Linked DNA regions of Homo sapiens: region 1 is linked to region 2. The links are chromatin contacts, found by Hi-C in ENCODE. All regions are on one chromosome and are shown on one strand. Each heading gives the region's core, a stretch centred on a gene start or an enhancer-like site at or near the end of the contact. The rest is flanking DNA. Distances are from core to core; before and after follow the strand shown.

The links. Hi-C counts contacts between places; a loop is a spot of excess contacts on that map. Pooled maps may share reads with other maps.
Region 1: a map of tibial artery shows a loop between it and region 2 (6-fold over the local background). The contact joins two enhancer-like sites. A Hi-C loop is called at or near these places in 1 of 168 maps with a recorded cell type or tissue (tibial artery), 1 of 37 single-sample maps with no recorded cell type and 3 of 50 pooled maps.

What each region holds. Positions count from the first base shown.
Region 1 is chr9:19,455,185-19,459,226 of GRCh38, reverse strand. No RefSeq gene overlaps it. Among named protein-coding and RNA genes, the nearest start is that of MAP1LC3BP1, 6.2 kb to the left of the region's middle. RefSeq lists enhancers at 1,348-1,487, 1,502-1,796, 1,391-1,986. Within about 2 kb of position 1,631, at least 6 of the 41 ENCODE cell types and tissues checked have a DNase peak (open chromatin) inside an H3K27ac peak, as active enhancers do; they include tibial artery, where a contact is called at or near this core.
Region 2 is chr9:18,860,692-18,865,296 of GRCh38, reverse strand. The region is part of intron 23 of ADAMTSL1 (ADAMTS like 1); the gene reads right to left. Among named protein-coding and RNA genes, the nearest start is that of SAXO1, 170 kb to the left of the region's middle. Within about 2 kb of position 3,241, at least 7 of the 41 ENCODE cell types and tissues checked have a DNase peak (open chromatin) inside an H3K27ac peak, as active enhancers do; they include tibial artery, where a contact is called at or near this core.

The DNA.
Region 1 (4,042 bases), core at 382-2,881, 600 kb before region 2:
AAATACTTTCTACATATTCAACACTGAATTTTTTAAGTATTTTTAATCTAAGGCTGGTTGAATTCACAGATACACAACCCATGCATATGAAAGGCCAACTGTATTTTACCCAATTATTTGTACTAATAGGACAGTTTTGAAACTGACAATTCCAATTTGGTGCCCACCTATATGAAAACCTTTAACTCATTTGCCATAAATCCTCTGTGGAAAGAGAATTAAACCTAAGAGTCAAAAGTCCTGGGTTCACATCCTTGCAATAGCAGTGGTCAAAATACATTTCCAGTCGTACCCAAAACAGGAATAATGGTAATGCCAGCCTCGCAAAATAGCTGAGAGGAGTAAATGAGACCATTTATGTGAAAGATAACTTATGTGATGGGCTGTCAAATAAGGTTTGCTTGTAAGAAAATTCCTAGGGAGTCTACCAATAATATTCCTAGGGAGTCGACCAATTATTTCACTGGACTGAAATTCCGTATTATATGTGGCTCATGGTTTATCAGTTAAAGCTTAGAATTCTCGCTCCTCCCTGGTGAAAACTCACCACTCTCTCCTTCCTGCCTCCCTAGCACTGTTGATTCCTCTCCACTACGGGGATTTGGCAGAGTCAGTGGCCTTCTCCCCTCCCCAGATCTGAGCTGCTCCATCCGTCCCCATAACCCTCTGCAGGCAGCATAATAGGTAATACCACACAGACACTTGCTGAGTGTTGATTTAAATTAGATTCATCTTTAAAAAGATCTGAGTTATAATGACATTTGACTTGTGTAAATTGAGCTATTAATCCCAAAAGTTAAATTTCACTCCAGTGGATTAAAAACTTCCTCCAGACTGGTCGGTGGCTAGTGCCTTTTGGCCCAGCTACTAAGGAGGCTGAGGCAGGAGGATCGCTTGAGGCCAGGAGGTCAATGCTGTAGTGTGCCATTATGGAGCCTGTAAATAGCCCCTACCTTCCAGCCTGGGCAACACAGCAAGACCCCATATCTAATAAACAAACAAAAACACAAAACTTCCTTTAAATCACATCTACCTTAAATTGGTTTTAAATACAGCCCCTTTGTAACCTCAGGTTCCACATCCACCTATTCAACATGGATCGAAAATATTCAGGGAAAAAGAAACAGTAAAAAATCATAACACAACAATAAATAATAATACAAATAAAAAGCAACGCAGTTTAACAACTGTTTACACAGCATATACATTGTATTAGGTATTATAAGTAATCCAGAGATGATTTAAAGCACACAAGACGTGCATAGGTAATATGTAAATACAATGCTATTTTATGTATGAGACTGGAGCCTCTGGGATTTTGGTATGGGGGTTGGGGGGTCCTGGAACCACGAATACCGAGAGCCAACAACAGTATTTGCTTTCACATTGGGCAACCTCTAAAACACCCGGGGTGGGGGGTGAAAACTGAATTTCTAAGGGAAGAGAGGAGAGGAAAAGGAAGGGAGAGAGATGCTTGGAAAAATGCAGGGAAACATACCTGGGCCCAGAAAGAGATTACATAACTTGGCGTTTTGAGACAATTGGTGATCTCTGGGATGATTAGGAACTGGGAAGGGCTTCGCTTGCGCCACATAGCAATGCCTCAAAAACCCACAAGATGGCAGTATTACTCCAGGAGCGTCTCCGTCCCTCCCACCCAGTAGCTAATGGCTTTCTTTGTTCACAGGAAACCCTCTCTCCCAAATATCATCAGCGCCACTGTATGTTTTCCATTACTTCATGCTCCTGGCCTTACCTTCAGCCAGTTTCCTATCACTAGCCCGAATATAAAAATAAACTACTGTTATTTGTTACATCTTAAAAATAGCACTTTGGTCTCTGCTCTCAATTGCCAAAGCAGCTGAATCAAATGTTTTGTTTTAATGAGAAGCATAAAATAAATAAAAACCCAGGTGAGGGTGATCTCTTCCTTTTTGTGAGTTAACACCCAAAGAGAAGACTTCCCAGGTAAACTAGGTGTCGCCAGGCTGGAGACAGTTAGAGACAGAAGTGCCACTTGAGACAAGATAAGTTCTGGGAGAGAGGGGCTGCCAGCCCTCTTAAAACGGGGCCGGAAAGGAGGCTGAGAACCGGCTCTGGAGACAGTGGAGAACAAAATCTCAAATACCGTATCTTTTAAGTTCTTATTATGAAAAAATCCAACTATACAAAAGTAGACAGAACGGTATGACAAACCCAAACACCATCTTAAGAACTGTGAAACTGTAAACCAGGAAAGAGGCTGCAAGGAAAAAATCTAAGTTCCCAGTTTGTTGAGGAGCCCTAAGATGTCACTTGCCAGAACCCTGGGTCTGCCCACTCCAGCCCTTTGTAGTATAGTTCTTTAACACAGTCTTTCAATGTAATGTCTTTTAATGAAAAGTCCTTTAAAGAAAAGAGTGGGAGAGGCTAGCCCCTGAGCTCTGGTCTTCAAAGGGCAATCTGGAAAAGGGAGCAGGTGTGGCTGCATCAACTCCCAGCCAGACTCAGAAAAAGAGGTCACCCAAGAGGAGAAACAAATAATCCAGACTGTCGGGGAGAGAGGCACACACACCCGTGCCAGTGCCCCAAAAGCAGAGCTCTCAACTTCCTCAGCCACTGTCCCTGACCACAGCCTCAAAAAAGTTCAGTCCCGAAGACTGAGTAACCAATTTCAGCACCAAAAGGATTTGAGTGCTTGCTTAGTCTCCTGTTGGGCAGAGGCTGTTTACCTGGATGGGCTACTAGAGATGTCTGAACCCCCAGAAAATTATATACTGATTGAATGTCCCTTATCCAAAGTGCCTGGAACCAGAAATGCTTGGATTTCAGATATCAGACTTTGGAATATTTGCATTATACAGCATCCCTATTCCAAAAATCAGAAGTCTAAAATGCTCCAAGGAATATTCCCTTTGATTTTTATATAGGTGCTCAAAAAGTTTCAGGTTTTGGAGAATTTCTGATTTTTTATTTTTGGATTAGAGATACTCAACCTCTACATGGACGTTTTCCTACAGCTTTTATATTGCCAAACAACTATGGGGCCACTCCTTGTCCCCTCACCTCTGCCAGAAAAAAAAAAAAAAGTCTAAAAACCCACTGTAATGATACAGATAATGCTTATCCAGTCTTTCTTCTCTTACGATTTTTCTTTTTTTTTTTTCTTTTTGATAAATGGTCTCACTGTTTGGCCCAGGCTGGAGCACAGTGGCACGATCTCTGCTCACTGCAACCTCTGCCTCCTAGGCTCAAGCAATCCTCCCACCTCAGCCTCCTGCGTAGCTGGGACTACAGGTGTGTATCACCACACCTGGCTAATTTTTGTAATTTTGGTAGAGACAGGGTTTTACCATGTTGCCCAGGCTGGTTTTGAACTCCTGAGCTCAAGCGATACACCCACTTCAGCATCCCAAAGTGCCAGGATTACAGGCATGAGCCACTGTGCCCAGACTATTCTTCTAAATCTGATGATCTGTGAGTCCTTTCAGTTTAAAAAACTGCCACAGAAAATTAAAAGAAGTAGGTAAAAATTTTCCTGCTAAATTTATGATTTTAAAATGTCACGATCTTCCTTCTAGTGATTTGATGAAATCCAGCATAAATGAACTGTATTCTATATTTGAGATTTTTGGGTTTTTTTTTTTTTTTTGAGACAGAGTCTCGCTCTGTCACCCAGGCTGGAGGGCATTGGTGCAACCTTGACTCACTGCAACCATCGCCTCCCAGGTGAAAGTGATTCTCCTGCCTCAGCCTCCTGACTAGCTGGGACTGCAGGTGCGAGTTACCATGCCCAGCTGATTTTTGTATTTTTTTTAGTAGAGACGGGGTTTCGCCATGTTGGCCAGGTTGGTCTCGAACTCCTGACCTCAGGTGATCCACCCACCTTCCCCTCCCAAAGTGCTGGGATTACAGGCACGAGCCACCGCACCAGGCCTATATTTGAGATTTATATCTATATGACATGACTATAGAAGTTTTAGTAAAAATAAACTGTTCTTAGGTATTTTATGCTGGAAATATTTTCATGTGTTAATTTCACAGCTCTGAGAAGAAACCAACA
Region 2 (4,605 bases), core at 1,992-4,491:
ACCAAACACCACATGTTTTCACTCATAGGTGGGAATTGAACAATGAGAACACTTGGACACAGGAAGGGGAACATCACACACCGGGGCCTATTGTGGGGTGGGGGGAGCGGGGAGGGATAGCATTAGGAGATATACCTAATGTTAAATGACGAGTTAATGGGTGCAGCACACCAACATGGCACATGTGTACATATGTAACAAATCTGCACGTTGTGCACATGTACCCTAGAACTTCAAGTATAATTAAAAAAAGAGACTGGAAAAATATAACAAAATATTCAAAGTTATAATAGGAGAAAAAAAATGTGTGATTGATTTTTTTTTAATCTTAAACACCAGAAAAGACATCTCTCTGAATGGGTCTAACATCCCTAAGTACTGACATGAAATAGGGAAAAGGAAACACTAAAGACCAGGGGGTTCCCCTCATTATTTGCTCCAACTATGACAGAATCAATGGCCTCCAGCAAGGACAGGGCATCAGTCCAGATGTAACCTATAATGTGCCACCAATTGACATCCTTGCTTTTTCCCATTGACTTCACTGACTTTCTGCATGTTTGTCTCTTGATTTTACATTGGCTTCTGTGACTAAACAGCCTGACTCAGGGAAACAGCCTGAGTTGGACAGATGAGGACATGGGGGAAGAAAACTGGGAGCCCTGGCATCTCTGGCTTCACTTCCTCGCACCCTCAGCAGAAGATGCTAACTTTAATACTGGTAGCATAAGGTTGCCTTTGTGGCACCTGTCTCTAAAGAAGCTCTGAATTCACAATACAAGGGTCATTATATAGTGGATTTTTTGTTGATTCAAAGGTCTGAAAATCACCAAGATTTTTGGCCAGTGGCTTAATTTGTGGGCTTCCTTGTAGGATAGATCAAGCCAGCTCAGGCATTCATTAGCTGCCAGTCACTTTGAGTGAGCCACACAGCCAAAGTTCATTTTGATGTGTTCCTAGCCTTAATAAGCAGAAGCAAGAATTCTGAGTGCACGTTTTTTCTCCTCTTCCCCCTCTCCAGCCAAACAGCTCAGAAAAAGGCACCTGAGCTTGATAAACAGATTGCACAGAGTAAAAGCTGTAAATGGACTGAACCCAGTTCACGGGGAAGAATGCTCTGAAAATAAGAATATACAATCTAAAAGAGGAGGAGAAAAAGTAGTACTCTGGGAATTTTCACGTATTTAACTGCTTTCTAAAGGAAAAGAAAGCTGTGGCTGATTAGGACATGCTGTGTAAAAGTATGAAAGATGTGGCATTATTACTTCATGAGCTGGCTCCAGGCCTGTCAGCATTTTCATTACAATCCTCTATTTTTCACAGAGTTAAACTTACTATAAAAATGATGTGTGTCGGGATGAAACTTGGCACTTGGTGTAGTCAGTCTGGGAGTCCTTTCCTTAATTTAATTTTCCAAAACTGGAAAACACTCAGTCCTGTAAATTTTATAGAGGGATCTCCATTTTGCTCGTGGTATGTGGTGTGTACGGGCCTCACTCTAAGGCCATGGGGTGACTGAGCAAAAGTAGGGAAGTCATTTCAGTGCCTTTTCTGGCTCCTTCCATTTCTGGTTTGGCATTCTCTTGGGTGGCAGAGATGGTCGCTAAAGAGCTTAGAAGGAGTGGGAGCTGGCACCAAGCAGCTGGCTGAGAGGAATGATTAATTCATATTGGAAAAACTCAGTTACTCCCTCCATTTGTCAGCTGGACCCTAGAAGGCTGTGGGAGAAGACAAGCAACTTTAATTTTCACTCCGATTTCTGGGACCTCCCAATAAGCTGGTCAAATAACTGGGCCAAGATGATTCCCATGTACATTTTCCCAAAGAAAACTAACTTTAAGACATTCCTGGAAAAATAAAACTATCCAAGCCCATTTTCCATTCCCCAAATGTCTCTTCACCCCTAGCGTAAGCTTTGGGTTTCCGTTGGCAGGGGGTATGCTAACGTCTCCCATGATCCTGGGCATCTGGTAGAAGAACTTGATATATTTCTCAGCATGAAAAGTAGCTCCATCCAGATTTATGACTTGATTAAGGCCTTGCATTTTCCAAAATGATTGGGTTACTGTGTGGTTACTACCTTCACCCATACCCTAGGACTTGGTTATTCTCTTACAGGTGAAGAAGATGAGATGCCTGCTCCTGATACTTTGCACACACAACTATGAAAATGTGACTGTACTGTAAGATAGAGTTTGGCCGTGTTAAACAGCATGCTTCTCCAGGATTGACTGGGCCACCTCTAGGGGGTAGCAGGCAGGCAGGCTCTAGGAAATTAGTCCAATTTTAAAAGTTCACAGTACTGTTGATCAGAATTGAACCTACCTCATGAGGATAATACACAGGGTTCCCATAAGTCCTTCTCTGCCAGTAGGCTCTTGGCATAAAATATACCTTTTAAAAACACATCAGCATTTTTTTTAAAGTTTCAACTTTCTGGGTTTATAAGTCCCTAGTTGACTCTACCCTCAGGCTGCTGGCAGGTGCCACCTGGCCTGCAGGAGGGAAGACCAGGATGACCCTAGGGAGGCCTGGCTGCAGGCTGCCTGGAGCTAAGGAAGTAATTTCAATCCACAGATGAGATGGCCTTTTAATGAACTCTAGAATGTGGATCATACTTGGGTCATACCATACTTTTGAGGAGAGTCCTAGGTCAGAAATTCCCCTCTCTGTGTATACTTATCTATCACGCACACCAAGATTAGATTCTGTAAGGAATGAAATTGATGTTTCACATTTGGTCTGAAATAGGACATTATTTTAGGACTTTCAAGGAAGCGCTCTATAATCAAGGTGCTACTGCTCTGAGAAGAAAACAACAGTTTCAGAGGAAAACCTGCGGACTCTATGAATATTCCCTTCTCTTGAGTGATATAGCTGTTCTCATCCCCTCACTCCAGCCAATGGAAAGGCAAGCTAGAAAATACACAGATCAGCTTGGAGGAAAAACAAAAGCCAGCAGCAGCTCCGAGCCAGCATGCCTCAGGAACTCAGGCTAAGTTTTGCTCTGATTTTGGGTGAGAGCCTCTGCAAAAGAAATAACGCCCTTTACCCCAACACAAAAAAAGAACCTTCGCTCACAGCCCTGTCTACATCCCATTTCATTTCTCTTCTGCTGAACCAAAGCCACAGCATAGCAGTGGATATGAAGAATGGCTAATATTCCTAGCACGTATCCCGGGAGGCCTCACTGGGCACAGCACAGGGTTCAGCTGCAAGCCACAGGAAGGAGCCGCTGCTGACTAGGAATTCCACGGTGAGCAGTGGGGGTGGAGCTACCAGGGGAACGCAAAGACCTTTCCTGGATTTATTATTCCCACATTAGTCTCCTGGGTCTTGAGGCTCCAGAAACTTCTCAACAAAGGAAAGAAAATAACAAACAATGTGAGGGAAGTAAAGACGGGGGAGAGTTGAGTGGTGAGCTGAAGTAGGGATGAGAGCCATGGCAAGGGAGCAGGAGGAGGAGTAAGGACAGAGGTGTCTGAAAGGATCTGGCTGGCTCGCTCCTGGGATAAGAATATGCTCTGGCAAGTGATGTCTGGCCTTTGGCAGCCAAGCCCAAAGAGCGAATGGTTTTTCAAGGACCCATAAATAGATAGGTCCTATAAAGAAACATCAGAAATCCATCCACAGCCCTTACTGGAAACGTCACAGCATCAGTGTGATGGGCATCTGAAGGGCAGAGAGTTGTCCAAATGCCTGCTATTTGTCTTGCAACCTACATTTCTAGTATTGATTTGTTTTGGCTCCTAATCTTCTTTGGGTGTGGTTCTCAGTTTGCCTTGGATTTATATACTCCAGAGACTCCTGTGGAGCATTTAGTGGACTCTCTGATGGCTTAAGGAAGAAGTGGCCTGGTTCAGATTCCTGGGTCCAATTCTGACCTTTCCGAGATTCACATGGACTTAGGAGCCCTAAAACCAATGCAGTCTCCTTAGGCAACCTGGGATTCAGGCCAATTTAGACCTGGATGAGGCAGAGCACATGCTGTTCTGCTGGGAATTGATAACTTGATTGAATCAGTTCTTTTTGGGCTTCCCTATTTTCCATAGCACTCACATTGCATGAAGGTGGAGGGTCTAGAATGGGAAATGTGTATCAAAAGAGGGATGTGTATATGATCTCTGTATAATGAGGGATGTGTATATGATCTCTGTATAACGAGGGATATGTATATGATCTCTGTATAATGAGGGATGTGTATATGATCTCTGTATAACGAGGGATGTGTATATGATCTCTGTATAATGAGGGATGTGTATATGATCTCTGTGAAACGAGGGATGTGTATGTGATCTCTGCATAACGAATGGAAGTGAGAACTAAAGTTTCCACAGAGCTTCTCAAAGGCATTCCAAGGACAGCAGATTTGAAAGCCTAAATCCAGACGTGGACAGAGCAAGTACGCTTACTGTGGGACAGAAATTATGCCTGTTATCCAGTAACATTACTGGGCACCTGTATTCTGCTTTAAAATGTACAATTAGCATTTCATTAGAGTTTGCTCTTAGATCTCTCTAAAGACCAAAGCTGAGAAACCCTAGAATATAGAGAAGGAAAACCAACCTTTTCCTACAGTAATGAGATTTTTTCCCCTTAAAATTT